Regions from separate parts of the Homo sapiens genome. Here region 1 is linked to region 2. Evidence: read pairs that join two places in POLR2A ChIA-PET (ENCODE). Cell type or tissue: PC-9. All regions are shown on one strand. Links, peaks and the distances in the headings refer to the core of each region. The heading gives the core; the rest is flanking DNA. Region 1 has its middle 49 kb from the start of HES1. Region 2 holds the start of LINC02028 (long intergenic non-protein coding RNA 2028).

Region 1 (12,059 bases), core at 2,771-10,770, 120 kb before region 2:
CTGGGCAACATGGCAAAACCCTGTCTCTACGAAAAATATAAAAATTAAGCAGGTGCGGTGGTGCATGCCTGTAATCACAGCTACTCAGGAGACTGAGGCAGGAGGATCGTTTGAGTCCAGGAGGCGGACGTTGCAGTGAGCCGAGATAGCGCTACTGTACTCCAACCTGGGCAACAGAATGAGACACTGTCTTAAAATAATAATAATAAGTCAAACAGAAGATGTCCCTTCTAGGCTGGGAGTTTCCTGAGTGAAGGAATCGTGCCTTCTCATATTCCTATAGTGGCTATCACACAACAGTCCATTCAGAAGGATTTGTAAACAGGTTCAACAGACGTGGCTAATTTGAGTTTTCATCCTCAAGGAAGATTTGGGTGTTCCGCTCACTTGAGAAGTGAGGCACAATAGCAAAGACTTGGAAGCAACCCAAATGTCCAACAATGATAGACTGGATTAAGAAAATGTACATATACACCATGGAATACTATGCAGCCATAAAAATGATGAGTTCATGTCCTTTGTAGGGACATGGATGAAACTGGAAATCATCATTCTCAGTAAACTATCGCAAGAACAAAAAACCAAACACCGCATATTCTCACTCATAGGTGGGAATTGAACAATGAGAACACATGGACACAGGAAGGGGAACATCACACTCTGGGGACTGTTGTGGGGTGGGGGGAGCAGGGAGGGATAGCTTTAGGAGATATACCTAATGCAAAATGACGAGTTAATGGGTGCAGCACACCAGCATGGCACATGTATACATATGTAACTAACCTGCACATTGTGCACATGTACCCTAAAACTTAAAGTATAATAATAATAAAATTAAAAAAAAAAAAGGGAGAAGTGAGGCAACAAAGAACATGGCATCAACAGCCGCAAGAAGGACAGACGGTGGTTTCTACTTCTCGCCCTCACAAGTGTACCTCTTTGAACCCCAGTGACCAAGAGCACACGTCCCTCAGGTTTAAGACATTCTTTTAAAATAACATTTGCCTTAAGAAGCCAAACACTAATAGTGCCAAAATGAGATTATGGACTTTCCCGGAGACTTATCTAAAGGCCCACACTAAATGTGGCCTCCCTGTTTTCCCTCATTTGTGTGTGTTTTGTCAGTTCAAGGCCAGAGAAAGAACTGTCCCAACTGGAAATAGAGTTAGATGTGGGGAAAGAGGCCACTGCTTGGATAACATTCCTGAGATGATGGGTTTGGAAACTGGGTGTGCCAAAAATTTCCTGGAAAGTTTATTTTTGCTGAGTTTTAAGCCTGACTTCAGACCATTAGAGCTCTTGGATAATGCCAGTTTGTTCAAACACGTAGAGAGCCAGCTGTCCCTGGAAATGAGGTTATCTCTTGCCAACTGAGAGTTCTCTGGTCTGGCTCGCCTATGTGCTTAAACACTTAACTTTTAAAGCAAATCGTAAGTAAAGGTCAGAGAGATTCCGCGTTGCCCAGATGCAGGGCTGATAGGAATTCGTCTAGACCGGTGCCTTTCCCGGGGGACCCTGTGAACATACAGATTCTGACTCAGGCTGCCTGGAAGAGGACTGAGATTCTGCAGTTCTCAACAACTCCAGGTGCAGCAAGGCTGGTGTGTTTTGAGGAGCACCCAGCTAGAGGGCCAGGTTTACTCATCCTGGGGAGGTCTCTGTCGAACCCACCTCCATTGGGCAGTCTTCCCGTTGGGTCCTAAAAGGTTTTTGTGGTTTCAAGAATCTTTGAGTAAAATGAAAACGCCCTTGGGCTGGGGCAGGGTGCACGAAGTGTCTCCATCTGAATTTTGGCAGCAAATATGTCATTACTATTGTTAAAGAAAGAAATTTATTCAAACACTTGTTCAAGATGCTAAGGTCAACTTTCTTCAAGGGGAGCCGTGGAGACAAGGGGTGCAGGGACTTCAGCAACGGGGTCTTGCAGCTGGGGAGAGAGGTGGGACTCAACTCCAGCTGCAACGAGGACAGGTGGAGACTTCTAACCAAGAAGCAGGGTGGGGGTCAATGGATGGGAAATTACTAAGAGGAAATATCACAGATAAGGGGTTTCTGGCTGACTTGACTTAACAGGAGTCTTGCTGAAGGCCGGCCAGGGTGATGAGATACCAAAAGTGGGAGACTTTTGCTAAACTGACTTGGCAGGATTCTTGCTCAGACTGGCTTCTATAAGGACAGGGAAGGAAGCCAAGGTAGGGCCTAGTCAAGCAGAGGACCCAGAGGAGCCCAGCTAAAGTTCTGGTCGAAGGAGACCCATCATCACTATTTAAAATACAAGTTAGACCGGGAGCGGTGCTCATGCCTGTAATCCCAGCACTTTGGGAGGCTGAGGCGGGTGGATCACCTGAGGTCAGGAGTTCAAGCCCAGCCTGGCACACATGGTGAAACCCCGTCTCTACTAAAAATACTAAAATTAGCAGGGTGTGGTGGCGCATGCCTGTAATCCCAGCTACTCAGGAAGTTGAGGCAGGAGAATCGCATGAACCCGGGAGGTGGAGGTTGCAGTGGGCCGAGATCGCGCCATTGCACTCCAGCCTGAGCAACAAGAGTGAAACTCTGTCTCAAAAAAAAAAAATAATAAATACATAAAAATAAAAAATAAAGTAAAAATTAACGATAATAACAACTAAACATTGAAATTCACGCCAAGCTGCATTCTAAGAGCTTGACATGTCGTATTGACTCATCCAGTCCTTACAGTACCCTGGTCCTGTTATGCCCTTCTTAGACATGAGGAAACTGAGGCACGAAAGGTTCAGCTTCAGGTCCAGGGTGATATAGCCAGCGTGGAACGGCACTGAAATTGGTGGTCAGACCTTGGAGCCACAAGTCCGTGGGAGGCCCCTGCACACAGGCGGAGGGTCAGATCCCAAGGGAGGCGGGGTGGCAGCATGGCAGGTCAACCCTTCAACCTCTTAGCATTCCCTGGGATGTCACGGCCTCAAGTTTGTCCTAAAGTGGTATTATTTTGTCCACAATAGGCCATTCATCCATGTCTTGATTGAGCACTTCCTGAATACAAAATGATGCCGCCCCAGACTCTGTGCTAGGTGCTAGGGCTGCACAGCTGGGTAAGCCACAGCCCTGCCTTCAGGGAGTTCAGAGTTCCTGGAAGAGGTTGGACTGGATCAGTGCCAGAATGACAGAAACGAAAAAACTGTAAGCACAGGCTGCTAATATCATTGCCATCTTCATGACCCCAGAACAGACCCTTTTCAAATGCTGAAGTTGCAAAGCCTCTGCCCCTATGCACTTAACCCTCTCAGTTGGCACCTTGCTGGCATCTTGGTTGACATCCCTGCGTATTCCTGTCTCTCTGTCTTTGCTTATTTGGTGTCCTCCTCCTAAAGTGCCTTCAGCCCTTTCCCTCCTGTCCTATCCCACCCTCTAGCTGCCTCCCATGACACACAGGGGTCACATGGTCTGTGCTCATCTGGGGTGACCAACTGTTCCAGTCTGCCCGGGGCTGAAGGGTTTCCTAGTATATTACATTTCTATTGCTGCATAACAAACTTGACAGCTTAGATCAACACCCATATTAGCTCACAGTTCTATATGTCAGTCAGAAGTCCAAGCGAGGCGTGGTTGGGCTTTTTGCTCAGGGTCTAAAAAGAGCCGAAATTCAGGTGTCTGCCAGGCTGAGTAAATCCGTTTTCAGGCTCACACAGGCGGTGGGCAGGATGCAGTTTCTTGCACTATATGGCTGAGGCCCCCATCTCCTTACCAGCTGTCAGCTGGAGGTCACTCCCAGCTCCGCCTGTGTGCAGGGGCCTCCCACGGACTTGTGGCTCCAAGGTCTGACCACCAATCTCAGTGCTGTTCCGCGCTGGCTATATGACCTTGGACCTGAAGCTGAACCTTCCGTGCCTCAGTTTCCTCATGTCTAAGAAGGGCATAATAGGACCAGGGTACTGTAAGCACTGGATGAGGTCAACCACATTCCGTGCTGTGTGACCCCCTCCATTTTCAAAGCCGTGTGGAATCAGACTTCAAATCTCTCTGCCTTATGTCTCTGACCTCTAGACCCAGGTTTAAAAGACTCATCTGATAAAGTCAGGCCCACCTGGCTAATCCCCCTATCTTAAAGTCAACTTAGTTACATCTGTAAACTCCCTTCATAATAACACCTAGATTTAAGGTTTGATTCAATAACTGGAGAAGGTGTATGTGCAGTAGGGAATTTGGAGAGTCATCCTAGAATTCCGCCTCCCATACCTGGCATACGGGACTCTGGATGCTAAAGCTGGGACGGTCTGAGGCACACACTGGGGCAATGGGTCACCTTGTTAGTAAGCTCTGTAAGGGTAGGATTGGTTATTCTTGGTTATTCTTGGTTATTCTCTTACCCACTTTTTTTTTTTTTTGAGATGGAGTTTTGCTATTGTTGCCCAGGCTAGAGTGCAGTGGCGCGATCTTGGCTCGCTGCATCCTCCTCCTCCTGGGCTCAAGTGATTCTCCCACCTCAGCCTCCTGAGTAGCTGGGATTACAGGTGCCCACTGTCACGCCCAGCTAATTTTTGTATTTTTAATAGAGATGGGGTTTCACCATGTTGGCCAGGCTGGTCTTGAACTCCTGACCTCGTGATCCGCCCTCCTCGGCCTCTCAAAGTCCTGGGATCACAGGCGTGAGCCACCACACCCAGCCTCCTCTCCACTTCTGATCATAACCCACAACTCTGCACACACCGGGTTCTTGGTAAGATGCACTATTTGTCGGAGGACATACCTCAGCACCTTGTAGCATCAGGACAAGTGGGACATGGTGACAAATAGCATGGATGCAAGGCAGACAAAACGGGATTTAAATTCTAACTTCCTGGCTTTGTGATCTTTGACTCAACAACTGAACTAACTCTCTGAGCCTTGTAAGTTTTTTTCTTCTATAAAATCAGGACAGTAACAATACTCACCCAATAAAGTTGCTATTTTATTAGAATTAAATGAAACCATATACATTAAGCATTGGATTCAAGGTCTGGTAGACTGTAAGCACTCAGTGAAGCCAGCTGTAATATTATTACTATTGTTATTATTATTTTTTAATCTGGAGATGGAGTTTTGCTATTGTCACCAGGCTGGAGTGCAATGGCACGATCTCGGCTCACTGCAACCTCCGCCTCCCAGGTTCAGGAGATTCTCCTGCCTCAGCCTCCCAAATAGCTGGGATTACACGCATGCACCACCAGGCCCAGCTAATTTTTGTATTATTAATAGAGACTGGGTTTCCCCATGTTAGCCAGGCTGGTCTTGAACTCCTAACCTCAGATGATCCACCCGCTCCAGCCTCCCAAAGTGCTGGGATTACAGCATGAGCCACGGCGCCTGGCCAATACTATTATTATTAACCACACCAGAGCCAGTTGAGTGCTGGAAACCGGTACCGCCTGCAGTGCCATCTCTGGGGCAAGAGGCAGGGAAAGGGCTGGTTGCTCATTCATCGCGCCTCAGCGCTTTGAGAAAAAGAAGGGTTTTCCTGCAGTGACGTCCTGACCAACCTAGGTAACTGAGCTCTACTTTGAAAATTCCTCTGGTAATTTAGTGCAAGAAACACATCTTCCTTCAATTTAAAACTTTTGGGTGGTATAGCAGTACAGATGTTAAATATTTTCTGTGTATGACTCCAGAGGGTAGGGGATGGGTCGCTAATTCTGAATCCTTTGAACATCTTAGGGTCTCTCTGGATGAAAGGTGCATGTTGAATGTGGCATTTTATGAAATTAAAAGAAAATAATTTTTTACTAAAACAGCTGTGGGATCTCTGCAGACCAGAGGGATGTCTCGAAGCAGTCTGTGTACCTCAGAGCACAGGGCCTTTTGGAAAACATCTGGAAACTGCACATCCAACTTCATACACAGCAAATCAAGTATGAAGTTGTTTATTGAGGAATTCCTCAATTTCAGGGCATTTCATTGCAAAAAAAAAAAAGAAGGCCTTCTTCTAGTGCAAACTTGTGCCATCAAAAGTGTACTAGCAGGGTTTTATTGTTTCAATTAAAATAATTTCAACTTGAAATGATTCTTTACAAAACAAGGCACAGACACAAACAAAAGACCTCCAAACTTCCCCTTCTCCTCTTCCTCCTCCTAAAGTACACAGCTTTAGCCTTAAAGCAGGATTTACTGCCTTTGTCCGGAATCCAGCCAACCAGGTGGTCACACAATCAGCAAACCAATAACAATTACAGACATTACAATTTTCTACTTGGCTGCCATAAACAAACACTGAGCAATGGGGCAGAGAACGCCTGGAACATCAGCAACTTGAATAGAAAAGGAAGACAAACAGAACCGTGTCCCAGGATTGAGACCAGGCCTCAGGCAGCTCTAGAGCTAAAAACAAAGCAGTGGCGGCTTCTTCCTCTCCTCCTCCTCCTCCCTTCAACACAAGTGTTCCAATGAAGGATCTCCTACTACCTAAGCTTAGTGGAGCTTAGCAAACTGTAACAGGTCCAAACAGGGACTATTGTGACCTCCACAATAAATCACTTTAGGGAATTGTCAGGGAGATAGACTTCCCTCACTCTCTGCCCCTGTTACCCTTCCTGTAGAAATTTAAGGAGTTAAAGTTGAGGGGAAATTAAAGGGAAAAAAAAGGCCTTTTTCATTTCATTTATTTATGTAGATAGTATTTCCTATCAGGAGTGTTACTTTTTGAAATATTTCTGAAATCTCTGAGCCGCGCTGCCCTCCTTTTACACGTCATTTCAAAGAAAGCTCTATCCCCAAATGACTTTGATGTAATTTATAGTTATATCTTTTTTTAGTGATTGTCCCCGGCTTTCCTGGGCCAGAAAGGGCTGCAGAGGTCATTTAAGTCCAGGGATTACTTAATGGCTGGTTATCAGCAGCAGCCTGGAGGTTCCTGGACCTATGGAATCAGAATCAGGAGGTTGACCCAGAAAATGTACTTAACTGTCCCCACCTCCTTCTCCTGCTTGGTGAATCTCTTATAGCACATTGATGCGTCTATATCTGGGAACCAAAGGGGGTCTACATTATATTATCTATATCATCCCTAATTTATAGATATGAAAACTGAGCTCCAGAAAGAGGATGTCATCTGCCCAAGGTCACCCAATAAATTAGTGGAAGGGGCCTCCTGACTCCCAGTTCAAGACTAGTCAGTGCAAACTTGTGCCATCAAAACTATACCAGTGGGGTTTTATTGTTTTAATTAAAAATAATTTCAACTTGAAACGATTCTTTACAAAACAAGGCATAGACACAAATGCACGGGCTTTCCCCTGAAAAGGTCTCCTCTTTGGCCCACTGAGGGACTGGGACAATTCCTAGCCACGGGGTGAAAGCAGTTCCACCTCACGGGCTGCTGATCATGGTGATTCTGACTCCAGGGCCCAGGAGTGGTCCCTAGTGATGGGAATGCCAGCACACTTTGAATTTACAGGGAAGTTGCCTCTTCTAGTGACCACATTCACAGTTCAGTGGCCTCACTTGGAAGAAACTCTGTTCCTTGCCCAACTTGCTCCATCTGGCTCAGTCCTCCAGGCCATGTCTTTTGTCTAAGACCCATTGTTATACCTAAATTTGAGATTCAAGGTAGCAATGATATCATTACTGGTGGGCTTTTTCTTCTTTCTTTTAAAGAAAAGATAGCAGTTATTTCCTTTAGCCACTAACCTTTATAATATTTTTATTCCCTGGAACTTAATGAGCATCTATAGAGCCAAGCTGTGGAGTTGTGAGGCTCGATGCAAACACCACCTCTGCACAGGAAACACCTCCTGTTCCTCTAGCTAGGGCACCTGTTGGGAGCATCAGCTGAGGGCAGGTATATCTCTTAGACTTATGCCTCTTTCCTCACTAAAAAAGAAAGAAAACAGGCCAGGCACTGTGGCTCACGCCTGTAATCTCAGCACTTTGGGAGGCCAAGGCGGGAGGATCACTTGAGGTCAGGAGTTTGAGACCAGCCTGACCAACACGGTAAAACATCATCTCTACGAAAAGCATAAAAATTTGCCCAGTGTGGTGGTGGGTGCCTGTAATCCCAGCTACTCGGGAGGCTGAGGCAGGACAATTGCTTGAACCCGGGAGGTGGAGGTTGCAGTGAGCTGAGATCGTGCCACCGCACTTCAGCCTGGGTGACAGAGCAAGACTGTCTCAAACAAACAAACAAACAAACAAAAAAGAAAGAAAACAGTTGTTGCTCAATCTGTGATCATTCTCTAGGTTTGTCGCTGTAGTCTGCAGTGGGGGAGGAGAACAGTTTTCGACTCTAAAATTCACATAGAATAGTTTGTTCATAATTTAAAAAAACAATGACTCTACTTAGTACTGTTTCCTGTTTCTTCTCTTCTTCCCTTCTCTTTTTTCTCTTCTTTTTTTCCTTTTCTTTCCTTTCTCCTTCTCAGCTTTTTTGTTTTTTCTCATCCTGCATGTTGTTGTTCTCCCCCTTCTTCTCACCAATATCATCATCATCATTTCCTAACTCCGCATCCTGACGCATGCGAGGAGGACGAGGAAGAGAAGGGGGGAGCAGGAGGAAGAAGAAGAGCAGGGGGAGGAGGAGGAAGGAAGAGCAGAAGGAGGAGGGAGAGGAGGAGGAAGAAGAAGAGCAGAAGTAGGAGGGGAAGTTGGTGAATTAATGAATACAAGAGTGTAATTATATGACTGTCACAGCTCAGGTTAGGCCCCTGGCTGGAGATCTGGGATGGTGTAATCCACGACTTACATTGCTTATGCAGTGGGCTCTTTCCCGGAATTCCCTCCTGCCACATTCCATTTGATGTGGGGAAGCTAAGTGAATATTACAGCGCATTTTGAGAAGACAGTGAATTAGGTGGTCTCAGTGTTGAGCGAAAATTCTCTTTTCCCTCTCTGATCACACAATCTCAGGAACTGTTTTTTATTCCTACACTAAATGGATCTCAGCTGCAGTTTAAGAGGCCTGAACATACCTGTAGCAGCTAAAAGAAAGCCCACCAACTTCTACCTCAAACCAATTCTTTATCCCAGTAACTTTTTTTAAGCACCACAATTTTGTAACCTGTTGGTCATCCTCCAGTGAGTGCCGTGCCGAGCCACTTTAGAGACTGAGGCCAAAAAGGAAAATGCCCAGTCACAGTTTCTGTCTTTATGTGAATTTTTAGTATTTCATACATCATAAATGTTTGGATTCCTTTTTATTTTAAAAAATATTGCATTGAAATATTATGTATCTTGATTACTGAGTTTTTCGACATCCCCTTAAATTTTGCACCCTGGTCTTGGCTTTGTTGAAACCCCTCTCAATACTCCCAATGCAGTTTAGGTGGTGACCAAGCCCTAAGCCCTGCCGATCGCACCCTGTGACTCTCTGCCCGTCTCCCTTTCTGGTCAGCACCATAGCAACCGCCTCCTAACTTGTCTTCCTGCTTCCATCCACTCTTATTCCCCATACATCCTTTTCCCCCAGTGAGTTAAGGGTGGCTTTCTAGAACATGGTCACCATACTGGCCAGCCAAACTGGGTGGCTCCCCCATCCCCGACCCATACCCATCCACTCTGCCCCTTCCGCCTTGGGGAGCAGCCTTGGAATCTGGGTGGGATTGACCTCATCAGCAGCTCTAGGGGAGGGCCCTGGGAGGTGTAAACCTCAGCAATGAGCTCAGGAGGGCTCCAATCCCACTGCGGCCCAGGATGTCTCTGAATAGCTGTAGGAGAGAAGATCTCTCCCGCTCACTCTGAGCTGGGCTGTGTGTGGATGACAGGCCTGGAACCACCATAGATGAGAGAGGTCAACAAAGGATGCAGGTGGCACACAGAGGAGAGGAGAGCTAAGAGAATAACCAACACAGCAGAGGACTGATGGAACGGAACCCGAAACCCCCTCTCTTCTGGACTTCTCCATTCACTAAGCCAGTGAATTGCTGGGTCACTGAAGGCTGTTGGTGCAGTCTTCCGTGGATAGACTATTATTTAACCAGCCTTCATTTTTGGGCTGTAAGCTTATTTCTGTTGTTGCTTCCTTATTTGTTATTAAACTGCTGCAATAAAAATTGTTGTACAGCTTTTGCATATGTAAATATTCGTAGAAAAACTGATGGGAAGTGGAATTCCTGGGCTGAAGGGTGTGCATAGTTTGAAAATTCATAGAAACTGCCAAATTATACTCTCAAAGGACAAACCACCACTAAGAGAGTTTGAGGGTGCTCAGCGGTGAGATAATACACATATCGGGCAATGTCTGCAGATCAGTGCAGAAGTTAGCCGTCAGCCTGAGGTGCTGAAGTAGGGTCCAAGGAGGTCCTGCTGGGCCATGTGTTAATTTTTTTTTTTTTTTTTGAGACGGAGTCTCGCTCTGTCACCCAGGCTGCAGTGCAGTGGCTAGATCTCGGCTCACTGCAAGCTCCGCCTCCCGGGTTCACGCCATTCTCCTGCCTCAGCCTCCTGAGTAGCTGGGACTACAGGCGCCTGCCACCACGCCTGGCTAATTTTTTGTATTTTTAGTAGAGACGGGGTTTCACCATGTTGGCCAGGATGGTCTCAATCTCCTGACCTTGTGATCCGCCTGCCTTGGCCTCCCAAAGTGCTGGGATTACAGGCGTGAGCCACCGCGTCCCGCCCCCAGGTGTTAGTCTTTAATAGCTGGTGGGTGAGGAGTCAGGGGTCCCAAGGGAGAGACCAAGGTGGCCAGGTCAGCAGGACGCACTGTGAGAGTTCAGGGCAGTAGCTGTTTACCAGCTGTCATGGAAGCACTTCAGTGCATTGATCTATTTTCTTCTTCCCACACCAGCAGAGGAATATGGTTCAAAATGATATGCAGCTTCCTATAGCTGTCTAGTAAGCTGTAAGTAAGTAAACAAGATTCCCTTTATTGTTCTTTTCCAAAATTCTCTTGGTTGTATTTTTAAATTTTCTCTCTCAGATAAAGTGTGTGCAAAGGCTTAGCTCTGGTTTCTAGATGGCTGGTCTCACTTTCTGCTGGAGAAGGAATATATCATTTCTTCCCGAGACAGCTCTTTGACCAGGTCTGCCAGCCATTCTTTAGGTTGTTTTTTTTCTCTTCTTCTTTTTTTTTTTTGGGGGGGGTGGGGGGGCTCTTGCTCTGTCACCCAGACTGGTATGCAGTGGCACGATCATAGCTCACTGCCTCGAACTCCTGGGGTCTATCAACCCTCTCTTTGGGACATTTTTCTAAATTAACTACTTAAACCCAAAATAAAGTGACTATGTGGAATAAAAGTCTGAGAGAATATGGCGCTAGGAGAAAATGATGGCTGGAAAGAGGAAACTCTCAACCTGCTGTATATTCCATTTTACAGAGGATCCAGCGATGTGAAGGGATGTGGGGAAGGGCATACTGAGCCTGGGTGGCAGATCGGGTGAAGGGATGTGGGGAAGGGCATACTGAGCCTGGGTGGCAGATCGGGTGAAGGGATATGGGGAAGGGCATACTGAGCCTGGGTGGCAGATCGGGAAACAAAGGTCAGGGCTGCCAACTACCCACCCAGAGCTGCTTCCCCCATGCTCGCCTGCTCCAGGCCAGGCAACCTCAGTGTTGCAGTTGCTTTTGTGGATGGATCCAGCCTTTGACATCTTTCAGGGCACACTTATGCCAACGATTTCCTATTTCCTGCCTGCTCGCAAAACTACTAAAGGGAGATGAAGTGGCGTTAGAAATGTGCGTGAATTTTTGCAGCCAGCGTCCTAAGCACTCCTGGAGGGGCTGTTCTTCTGAAGAGCATCCCCCTTCCCCTGCTGTATTTTCTTCATACCACATATCATCATCTGAAATATTATTTATTCATACCACATACCATCATCTGAAATATTATTTATTATGGTTATTTAATGTGCACCCCCTCCCCTGAGGAGTTCCGTTAGGGCAGGGACTTGGTTTTGTTTGTGACTGTATCCCTCCATGCCTGGAACAATGCCTGGCACACAGTAGCTTCTCCATGAATGTTTGCTGAGTGACTGGATGCATTGGATCCTCTCGTGGGTTTGTAGCCTGTTTCTCCAGGGAGATGAGGAAGTTGGCGCCACTGAATGCCAAAGCCTTTTTTGTAGGTGCCAATCAGGACAGAAATCAGGCGGGGGACAAATAGAGACCGAGAGTC
Region 2 (12,059 bases), core at 2,534-10,533:
GAGCCGGGAAACAGGAGCCGCCTGCCGCGGAGGCCGCCCGGGGGCACTTCCGAGCGCGCGCCGCCTGCCCGGCCGCCCCCGCGCCCGCCGCGTCTCCCCGCCCACACCCCGCTGCCACCCGGCCCCGGGCGCCACCCGCGGAGCAGGCGGCGGGAGGGACAGCCCGGCACGGCCCCTTTCCTGCCCTTCACACCCCTTCTGCTTCTCAGGGGACGCTGGTCCACAGACCGAGGCCCCGTTGCGCGCGGCCGCCTTCGGAGCGCCGCCCTCCTCCCGAAACCGGCCGGGGCGAGTGGCTGCAAGAAGCTGCGGTTTGGCCCGCGGGAGAGGGGGGCTTCCCCGCTGGGGTTGTCTGACGCGAACGCCTTCCTGGCCCCAGCCAGGCGCCCTGAGGTCAGGCCCAGTGGTGAGAGAGCTCTGAACGGGAGGCCCCACGCTGCCTGCTCCCCCAAATCAGAAACAGCCTCCCCCACCGGGGCGAGGCAAGGGATCTGCACCACCCCACGCGCTCCCGCCTGCACGGTAGCCTAGAGCCTGGTGTGAGCGGGAATCACATGTGCTCACACATCACCCAGGCAAGGTCTTTGAAGCCCAGCCATGCGGGCAGACGTATTCAAGGTCACCCTGCTGGGTGGCGGCAGAGCTCCTGTTGGAATCCACGCTCAGAGGACCTTCTGCCGAGCCCCAGCCCCAAAGGCATGGCGCCCTTTCTCTGCAGCATGGTGCCCCTCGTCGAGTTCCTGCCCCATAGAGAAGTTGGGAATGGGGCAGACGGGGGTGGGGGGAAATCATGGGTCCTGGGACCCCGACAGCTTTGCCTAAACTCAGCCTCATGCTGCGAGACGTCCCAGTCCGTCACCTCAGCCTGATTTTCTGGGGGTGCCCCACCTGACAGGCCTGGTAGTGAAGCCCCCATTGTATCCAGCCCTCTACGAGCACCTGGCATTTGTGTGCCTTGTTCCGGCTTGCCACCTCCTCTGTGGAAGTCTTCCCAGATTTGCCCAATCATTGCTTCCCGGTTCTCCGGCGGCCTTTGACAAACGCCTGTTTATGACGTTTGTGGCCCCCTGTAACTCATGGCCTACCTGTCCTCTCCTCCCTTCCGGAGTTTCCTGAGGGCAGAGACTGTGTTGCCCTCCTTTTTGATTTCCACACAAATGATTATTTGAGAACTCTGCTTATGGCAGCTGCTCTGTTTGTTGGCTGAATGTTATGCAATTTACCACTGGCTAGGAATCTCACCAGATGTGTGACCTTGGGCAAGTTGCTTAATCTAAGCTTCGGTTTTCTCATCTGTAAAATGGAGATCAACTGATACTGCGTCTAAAGTGACTTGTATAGTGGCTGGCACAAAGCAGATGCTGTGTGTGTGTATGAATGATTGCTAAAATACCATAGACTGGTGGCTTAAACAATAGTCATTTATTTTCTCCTGGCTCTGGAGGCTGGGAGATCCAAGATCAAGATGATGGCGAATTAGGTTGTTAGTGAGGGTGCTCTTCCTGGCTTGCAGAAGGCTGTCTGCTCACTGTGTCGTCATGTGACCACAGAGAGAGAGCAAGTCTGTTCTTATGAAGACACCAATCCTATCAGATTAGGGCCCCACCCTTATGATCTCAGTTAACCTTAATTACTTCTATAAAGGCCAGGTCTCCAAATACAGTCACACGGGGAGCTAGGGCTTCAACCTATGGCTTTTGGGGGATACAGTTCAGTCCATAGCAGTGGGGAAAGGATGTGACTCAGTCTAGAGAGACTCAAGGAGGGAATGCTTAGATAGGAGCATGGAGGGCGTGCCTGGTGAAGGGAACAGTATGGCACAGCTTCAGAGGCAAGGGTGAGCCAGCAGCAAGGGGCTGGCTATGGCCGGTACAAAAAGCATGTGCTCGTGGGAAATAGGTAAGAGAAGCTTGGGGGTATGGCCAGAGTATGGAGGACTCTGAATGCTGGGTGTGTTCGAAGGGTTTTGAATGCTGAGTTTTTACTTGATGTGCCTGGAAGTAGTTGCTGAAGGCGGTTTGGGAGTGGAGGAATACATCCTTTAAAAAAAATTTTAAATTTATTTTAATTTTTAATTTTTGGGGGTACATAGTAGGTGGTACATATTTATGGGGTACATAAGGTATTTTGATACAGGCATGCAATGCATAATGACCACATCAGGGTGAATGGAGTATCCGTCACATCAAGCATTTAGCCTTTGTGTTACAAACAATCCAATTATACTCTTTCAGTTATTTTTAAGTGTATGATTCAATTATTTTTACGAGGCTGGGCTTGGTGGCTCAGCCGTGTAATCCCAGCACTTTAGGAGGCCGAGGTGGGCGAATCACCTGAGGTCGGGAGTTCGAGACCAGCTTGACCAACATGGAGAAACCCTGTCTCTACTAAAAATACAGAATTAACCGGGCGTGTTGGCGCATGCCTGTAATCCTAGCCACTCCAGAGGCTGAGGCAGGAGAATTTCTTGAACCCGGGAGGCAGAGGCTGCAGTGAGCCGAGATCAGCCTGGGCAACAAGAGCAAACCTCCGTCTCAAAAAAAAAATAATTATATATATATATATATATATATATATATATATATATATATATTTACTATAGTCACCCTGTTATGCTCACATATACTAGGTATTATTCATTCTTCCTATTTTTCGTACCCATGAACCATCCCCACTCTCCTATCAACCCCCTCATTACCCTTCCCAGCCTCTAATAACCATCCTTCTATTTTCTATCTCCATGAGTTCAATTATTTTAAATTTTAGCTCCCACAAATAAGTGAGAATGTGAAGTTTGTCTTTCTGTGCCTGGCTTATTTCACTTAACATAATGTCCTCCAGTTCCATTCATGTTGTTGGAAATGACGGGATCTCATTCTTTTTCATGGCTGAATAGTATTCGGTTGCATATATGTCCCATATTTTGTTTATCCATTTAGCCATGATGGACTCTTAGGTTGCCTCCAAAGCTTGGCTATTGTAACTAGTGCTGCAGTAAACATGGGTGTGCAGATGTCTCTTTGATAGACTCATTTCCTTTCTTTTGGGTATATACCTAAGAGTGAGATTGCTGAATCATATAATAGCTCTATTTTTAGCTCTTTGAGGAACCTCCAAACTGTTCTCCATAGTGGTTGTACGAATTTACATTCCTACAAACAGTGTACGAAGGTTCCCTGTTCTCCACATCCTCTCCAACATTTGTTATTGCCTGACTTTTGGATAAAAGCCAATTTAACTGGGGTGAGATGATATCTCATTGCAGTCTTGATTTGCTCCTTTGCTGTGCAGAAGCTTTTTAACTTGATGTGATTCCATTTGTCCAGTTTTGCTATGGTTGCCTTGCTTGTGAGGTATTAACTCAAGAAATCTTTGCCCAGTCCAGTGTCCTGGAGAGCTTCCCCAATGTTTCCTTTTGGTAGTTTCACAGTTCGAGGCCTTAGATTTAAGTCTTTATTCCATTTTGATTTGATATTTGTATGTGGTAAGAGACAAGGATCTAGTTTAATTCTTTTGCATATGGATATCCAGTTTTCCCAGCACCATTTATTGAAGAGAATGTCCTTTCCCTAATGTATGTTCTTAGCACCTTTGTCAAAAATGAGTTCACTGTGTATGTATGGATTTGTTTCTGGGTTCTCTGTTCTGTTCCACTGGTCTATGTGTGTCTGTTTTTAGGCCAGTACCATGCTGTTTTGGTTAATATAGCTCTGTAGTATAATTTAAAGTCAGGTAATGTTACTCCTCCAATTTAGTTCTTTTTGCTTAGGATAGCTTTGGCTATTCTGGGTCTTTTGTGGTTCCATATAAATTTTAGAATTGTTCTTTCTATTTCTGTGAAGAATGTCATTGGTATGCTGATAGGGATTGACTTAAATCTGTAGATTGCTTTGGATAGTATGGACATTTTAACAATATGGATTCTTCCCATCAGTGAACACAGAATATCTTTCCATTTTTTGTGTGTCTTCTTCAATTTCTTGCATCAATGTTTTATGGTTTTCATTATAGAGATCTTTAACTACTTTAGTTAATTCTTAGGTATTTTATTTTATTTGTAGCTATTGTAAATGGAATTAGTTTCTTGATTTTTTTTCAGATTATTCCCTGTTGGCATATAGAAATGTTACTGATTTTTGTATGTTGATTTTGTATCCTGCAACTTTACTGAATTTGTTGATCAGTTCTAAAAGTTTGTTGATGGAGTCTTCAGTTTTTCCAAATATAAGATCATATCATCTGCAAACAAGGATGGTTTGACACCATCCCTTCCAATTTGGAAACTCTATATCTCTTCCTCCTGTCTGATTGATCTAGCTAACACTTCCAGGACTATGTTGAATAACAGTAGTGAAAGTGGGCATCCTTGTCATGTTCCCAATCTTAGAGGGAAGGGTCTCAGTTTCTCCCCATTCAGTGTGACACTAGCTATGGGTCTGTTGTGTAGCGTTTTTATTATATTGAAGTATGTTCCTTCTACACCCAGTTTTTTTTTGAGGGTTTTTATCATGAAGAGATGATGAATTTTATCAAATGATTTTTCAGCACCAATTGAAATGATTGTATGGGTTTTGTCCTTCATTCTGGTGATACATGATGTATCACATTAATGGATTTGTGTATGTTGAACCATCCTTGCATCCCAGGGATAAATCCCACTTGGTCATCATGAATGATATTTTTAATTTGTTGTTGAATTTGCTTTTCTAGTATTTTGTTAAGGATTTTTATACCATTATTCATCAGAAATATTGGTCTGCAGTTTTCTTTTTTCAATGTGTTTTTGTCTGGCTTTTGGTATCAGGGTTGTACTGGCCTCATAGACTGAGTCTGGAAGTATTCCCCCTCCTCTATTTTTTGGAATAGTTGGAGCAGGAATGATATTAGTTCTTCTTTAAATGTTTGGTAGAATTCAGCTGTGAATCCATCAGATCCTGGGCTTTTCTTTTCTGGGAGACTTTTTATACAGCTTTGATCTCATTGTTTATTGTTGGTCTGTTCAGGTTTTGGATTTCTTCATGGTTCAGTCTTGGTGGGTTGTATGTGTCTAGGAATTTACCCATTTCTTCTAGATTTTCCAATTTATTGGCATATAGTTGCTCATAGTAGCCACTAATGATCATTTCAATTTCTGAGGTATCAGTTGTAAGTAAATCCTTTACAATGACATAGTAATAGTAAGGCTTTGAAAATGCTTCTCATGGGTGCAAGATATAGGAAATTCAACTCTAGTTTTCAGATGAGGGTACTGAGGTTGGGAAAATCAAGTGACCAGCCCTAAGTCACACAGCAGGTTAGTGGGGACCAGGATCAGATAGAGCAATTTCTGTCTCCACAGTGGACCCCCCAACCCCACCTTCTATTGCCCACCTTGGCCCTTGAGTACTAGGTGGGGAAAGGCGCTCAAGGAAGGTCCACTTGTTGGAGCTGTGGCCAGTGGATTGCAGGGCATGAGAACAGAAGCAAAAGCCACCTGGAGCCTACAGCAACATCCAGATGAGAACCCTGACCCCGCTGGGACAGGATCAGTCCACATGAAACTGTTAGGGAACAGTGGGTAGTGGATATGAATGGAGTCCTGAGGAATGGGGGATTTAGAATAAATGGGCAGGAAGAAATAAGAATGTTTTATATCTGTTCGGGTATTTTGGTTCCATTATCATGGCTGTTTAAGATGCTCCCTGAACCATACATTTATGTTAATGTTTTAAATAGTAATGCATCAAATGTGACCAAAATCTGAAGTACTAAAACAATATGACAGCACAGACAGAATGGCTGGAAGGTATTAAGTGTCTAGGAGCACTGGTTTTGCTGATAAGGCAAACTCTATGGGGCTGACTTATTGGTTAACTAGTCATTGTCTAGATGAAGAAACTGAGGCTTGGAAAGAATAAAAACTGCCTGAAGCCACACAGATGGTAAGTGGCAGAGCTGGTTGACTGCAGCTCCATCTGGCTTCAATATCTGTACACTTCCCACCCCTGACGCTGACACTGGGCCTGTGTGACACTTGGATATCGGGTATCCATGTGGTAACTATATTTTCCAAGCCCCAAATAGGGACACATGGTCTGACAAGTGTGAAGGTACTTATGGGGCAAGAGACTAGAAGGTTTTAAATTAGGCCTGTCCCAGCAAATCCAGGACATCTGGTCATCATAGATATCTAGGGGCTGCCCACACCCCTGGCACGAGGCAGGCTTTTGCCTTTTAATACTCTTTCCCATCTTGAATGCCCAAGGTCTATTTTTTGGTTTAAGCACATGCCACAGACAAGTGAGGGACATTTAAAAAGATCAAACAGCTGGAGAGAGATTGCAAGGGACATTCTTTTTAGGGAAGCCACAGCAGGGGAGAGGGCAGGAGAGGGCAAGGAAGTGGCAGAGGGTCAGAAGAGTAACTCACGGGTTCTAAATCCCAGGAGGTGTAGGGCATTGTGAGCTGAGGTCAGGTTAAGGCTGGGGACTTTTCCTCAGTATCAGGCCCATAGCTACCCACTTCTCCTCTCCCTTCCTCTTTCTCCATCTCTTCTCCTTGTTCTTTTCTCATTGTGAACTCTCACTACTCCCTCCTGACTCCGGCTTAGAGCAGAAGGAGCTGCAGCTGGCCTGAGGCACCTCAAGGAGGGGCGGCTGGTTTCTGTGCAGTGAAGACAACTTCCTGAAGAGCTATGTGACTGTGCTGAACCCGCTTCTGTAAAATGGGTTCACCAATAACAGGTTACTGTAGAATTATAGAGGATAGGGTGTAAAACTGTCCTATAAACGGTGAAGAATTGGACACATGTGGTGCTCAGTTTTGTATTCAGTGGGAGTTGGGGTCAATGTTATGTTGATATTGTTAGAATAACTGCCAGTCTTAGGAGCATTTATCAGTAGAGGCCTAACAGCAATAATGTGAGGTTGTGTGTTTGCTTCATTTGAAATGGTACAGTTGCCTGCTACTTCACAAATACAGGGAGAAGAAAGGAGAAGTGAGGTACAAGGCGGGTACGTGTGCATGTTTCAGTGTGTGTGTGTTTGTGTGTGTGTAGAGAGAGAGAGAGAAATGGAGGTACAATCTGGCATTTGTTAGAAATCGCACAATCATAGAACACTAGGGATGGGCCTTAAAGAATCTATCCTCTTCACTCTATGGACAGGGACACTAAAGCTCAGACAGAAAAAAGCTAATTTTCCAAGGTCAATCACTAGTCAGTTGGGGGCCACACGGGGCATGGTCTCCAGGTCTTCTGGTCCAAGTCCAAGGCTTCCATTGTCAGCCCATGCTCAGCCCTATTGTACAAACCACGATGTGCAAGGAGCAGTGGGGAGTCAGAGGGACAGATGTGACCTTTCGTGTCAGGGTGTCCCAGATTATTTGGGAAGGCCACACCTACAACCGTGACCCAGTCAAAGACGAGCCTGAAACAGTACTGACTGGGATGTAAGATCCAGGGATACACCTCAGGGACCTGTAAGAATGTAGGTGCAGGAGCAGCCATCCAGGCCTGGGTGGTAGGGGAAGACTTGAGGAAATAGCTGAAGGAGTGGACGTGGACAGTTAGAATAATAAAAAACAAGCAATTAAGTAACATTTCCTTCAAGTGATGCTTTTTGCTCCAATTCTTGCCTAGAGGTGGTGGTTTGGGATTTTACCAGCATCTCTCTTTGGAATTCAAATGTACCACCAGTACTTCGCTTTTCCTGAAAAGCCTAAGTTACAAATTGATAGCTTCTAAAACCTCTCTGCAAAGGGTTAAATGTCTGTGTTGGAAAAGAGAAACTCATCAGTTAATATCTACTTCTTAATCAGCCCAAGGTGCTGAAAAAAAGGCCATTCACCAAGTGGTTAGCAAAGCTAATTTGTCATTCTGGCATTTTGACCTACTGTGCTTTTAAGGCATTATTCTTCCACACATTTCAAAACCGTTATTCTTCCACACTGTAGTTTCTGTTGGAGAGAACCAATTACATCTTTCCCTACCATACACAATGGGATGTCCTTGACATTACTTACGGGGTTTTCCTTCTTATCTGGAAACTTGGTTGGAAACCTCTAGAGGAGCAGGGGACCCTCATTTATTCATCTCTACCCGCTCCATAGCACCTCCCATGAATCCTTGCCCAGGGCTGGCTCTGAGGAATCTTTTGTTGGATTTGAAATGATGATCATATCGGGTTAATTTCCAGCATTAACCATAAAAATTGGCTAGAGTTCAAAGCTGGTGGCATGCTCAAGTTACTGCCAAACCTCCTGCTCATTCCCTCCCACCCCCCCAGCCTCAAGTTGTGAGCAACTGAATTTATCAGCTGTGAAACTGGTTGCACTAATACCTCAGATGAATCTTCAATATAAGCTGTATCCCCTGCTGGGGCTTCTTGAGGAAGGTGACTGGATCTCACTCATCTTGGAACCTTTATGCTTAGCCCAGTGACTGCCTGGTACATAGAAAGTGCTCAATAAATGTTTATTGCATTAGACAGTAATTTTCGGCCGGGCGCGGTGGCTCACGCCTGTAATCCCAGCACTTTGGGAGGCCGAGGCGGACGGATCACGAGGTCAGGAGATCGAGACCATCCTGGCTAACATGGTGAAACCCCGTCTCTACTAAAAATCCAAAAAAATTAGCTGGGCGTGGTGGCAGGCGCCTGTAGTCCCAGCTACTCGGGAGGCTGAGGCAGGAGAATGGTGTGAACCCGGGAGGCAGAGCTTGCAGTGAGCCGAGGTAGCGCCACTGCACTCTAGCCTGGGCAACAAAACAAGACTCCGTCTCAAAAAAAAAAAAAAAGACAGTAATTTTCTAATTTCTTAGAAATTAGAAAAAACATTTTCATTAGGTTACCTCTCCCCTCAAACTCAGAGTACATATCATTACAGAAAAGAGAAAGGCCGGGGGTGTAGGGACAGAAAACACTTCCTGCTCTGGAAACTATACCATTAGCTCCTTTGTTCAAGTCGGCATTTCTGATCTGATACCTGTATTTCACACAAGAAATGACAACTTCCCTGATACTTCAAAGTCCTTTCTCATATCTAGGATGATTTTTTTAAATTTAATTTTTTAAAGCACAGACCCATCTTTGATCTATGCAGGGCAATGTATTTGGGTTGACAAGATGGTTTCCCTGTTTCTTCCTTTAGGCACACTTTCATCAGTATGTTCCTGCCTTGGTTTAGTCCTTAGATGATTTTTTTTTTTTTGGCCCAGAGTTTATCATGGACATTTACATTAGCAAGTATTTCTGCATCTTTTTGTGATTTTCATCTTTAGTTTATTAGAATAAGTCTCCCCACCTTCTTTGGATTTAATTTTATTTAAGAACATGATCTGGGGCTGCATATTCATTCATGTGAATATTAACTAATCCAGATGAACTTTACTGGAATGTAAATACTGTGGCTGGAAGGCAAGATCAAAACCATTCCCCAAACAGAAATGTTAATCTTTCTATGGCCAAGGGGAAACACAGCAGTTTAACATGCAAGCAATTTCATGCATTTTTACATTAAGTCATTAAGTAAAATCTTTTGTCTGTTTTGTATGGTTGAGATTATTTATAAGTAACAGGTAAAGGCCAAAGGTCCCCAGCATTGCTTGACCTGTTTGAATATCAGTCCATACCAAAGATGTTTGGAGAAATCACTGTTCCGACCACAGTGTCAACTAACACCAAAGGTAGTGTTTCATTCACCTTAAACATGTCACCAGAGGCTGAGTGAAACTACATGCTTGCTTCCATTTATATACATGGTCATTCGCCACTTAAGGATGGGGATACGTTCTGGGAAATGCATTGTTAGGTGATTTCATCATTGTGTGAACACACCATAGAGGGCACTTACACACACCTGGATGGTATGGCCTACTACACACCTAGGCTATATTGTACAGCCTATTGCTCCCAGGCCACAAACTTGTACAGCATGTCATCCACTGAATGCTGTGGACACTTATAACTCAATGGTAAGTATTTGTGTATCTTAACATATGTAAACATAGAAAAGGTACACTAAAAATATGGTGTTATAATCTTATGGGACTGCCTTCATATATGAAGTTCATCGTTGACTGAAACGTTGTTATGCACCACATGACACTGTGTGTGTGTGTGGGGGGGGTGTGTATGAGTACCTGTATATGCATATGTAAAACCCAAAACTTCAGTGAAGTGTGTATGTGAGGTTTGTGTGTGTGCATGATGTGGCAGTGGGGAGATGGGTCCCTTAGGGTCATGCAAACCAGCAAAGCAGAAGCTTACGTTTAATGAACATTTAAAATATTATAGACATTTACTTACAAAACAAACGCTAGATTTCTTCTGTATATCAAGAAATCAGTAGATCCTTCTATATAGGAAAACTAAATCTTTTTTGATTGATAAGAGTGTTTGGGCTTTCCCTGGGCACTTATGTCATTGGATCACATTTAGATGGAGTGCCTTGGAAAGTTTGACATCTCTCATAGATGCCAACATGAGAGACTAATCGTACATAAAATAGCCTAGAGCCACTGGGGATTCAAATGGCTCCGGCCTGACCTCTTATCCTGACTTTCATACTTCTACCACCTCCAGCTCAGACCAGTCTCTTAGGCTGGGTCTAACACAAGCCAGTTCCAAAGAATGGGCATTATCCCTGGGTTAAATAAATATTTTATGTGATTTATTTCACTTGGCCAATCAATTATTGGATCAGATTGACCTAGAACCTTCTGGTTCTTATAGTACTATTCTGTCTCTGTCCCTTAGGAAAGGATCAGCAACAACACACACGCACACACACACAAACACACACACACACACACACAAACACACATACACTTAACAGCATTTTGAAGCTTTGGTGAGACACCTTAACTTATTTAAGCAAAATACACAATTAAATAGAGTGAAAGCTCACATCTGTTTTGAGATTGACTCTGGTAGCGCTAGTCTTATTGGATTTTATAAAAAGTAATTCCAGTTATGGTAACTACATTTATAAAAGCACAGCTGGGGTGGATGAAACTGGAGTCGTTCACTAGGTTAGATCAATATTCAACCCTGGCTACACATTCACCTGGGGAGCTTTTGAAAAATGCTGAGGCCTGGGCCATACTTCAAGCCAATGAAAGCAGAATCTCTGGCTGCGAGGCCTAAGCATCTGTATTTTTAAAAGCTCCTCCAGGAGATTTTAACGTTGAGAACCACAGAGTTAGATGAATAGAAGCAGGGAGTCAGGAAAGGGGTGATTAATACTATGCCATGCCAGTGATGGACCAAAGAGCTTAAGCTTTTTTTTTTTTTCTTAGATGGAGGTTCGTTCTTGTCACCCAGGCTGTAGTGCAGTGGTGCGATCTTGGCTCACTGCAATCCCTGCCTCCCTGGTTCAAGTGATTCTCCCATGTCAGCCTCCCGAGTAGCTGGGATTACAGGCACCCACCACCATGCCCAGCTAATTTTTGTATTTTTAGTAGAAACGGGGTTTCACCATGTTGGCCAGGCTAGTCTCAAACTCCTGCCCTCAGGTGATCCACCCGCCTTGGCTTCCCAAAGCGCTGGGATTACAGGCGTGAGCCACCACACCCGGCCTGAGCCTAAGCTTTTCATTTCGAATAAGTCTCTGGATGTCAGAGCTGGATATATACCTTAAATATATGTCTCATTTTGGAGAAGGGAAACTGAGGCTCAGAGGCTTAGTAATGCTATATAGTATTATCCTGGCCAGAAACTTGTCTTCCACTGTATGCCTGTCACCTAAAGAGCAAGCTTGGGAATTAAAAGAACAAACTCCTGTCCATGAATCTAACCGTCTATTTATTTAGTAATATTTAAACACTGGAAATGGTTTCTGGTGGTGGAATCAGCACAGCTTTGTAGCTCTCAGATGTAAAGGCTGTGTCCCTTATTAGCTACTGCTTATTTTTTCTGAGCCTGTCTTCTCATCTGGCAAATAAGAATTAAGAATAACTACTCTCCAAGTGTTATCACAAATGAGATGACAGCAGGTAAAACATGTAGTATGTGCTCAGAAAACTAAATGGAATTATAATTATTAACTGCGTTAAAAAAATCTGGGGATTTATGTAGAAATAG

The links. Peaks named below come from ENCODE experiments on the same cell type or tissue, not always from the same donor. Only the 100,000 strongest peaks of a DNase experiment are listed, where the experiment ranks them.
Region 1: POLR2A ChIA-PET joins it to region 2 with 8 read pairs; 2 of 35 experiments call an interaction of 5 or more read pairs at or near these places.

What each region holds. Positions count from the first base shown.
Region 1 is chr3:194,178,783-194,190,841 of GRCh38, reverse strand. No RefSeq gene overlaps it. Among named protein-coding and RNA genes, the nearest start is that of HES1, 49 kb to the right of the region's middle. In PC-9, for the core only: no CTCF peak of the experiment used is centred there; a DNase peak (open chromatin) is centred at 6,211.
Region 2 is chr3:194,059,156-194,071,214 of GRCh38, reverse strand. LINC02028 (long intergenic non-protein coding RNA 2028) reads left to right here and starts at 245. Exons shown (of 3, transcript NR_136179.1): 1 at 245-393. It overlaps LOC102724877, which reads right to left and starts at 1,126. Exons shown (of 6, transcript XR_002959666.2): 1 at 940-1,126. RefSeq lists a silencer at 48-227 and an enhancer at 8,153-8,653. In PC-9, for the core only: no CTCF peak of the experiment used is centred there; no DNase peak of the experiment used is centred there.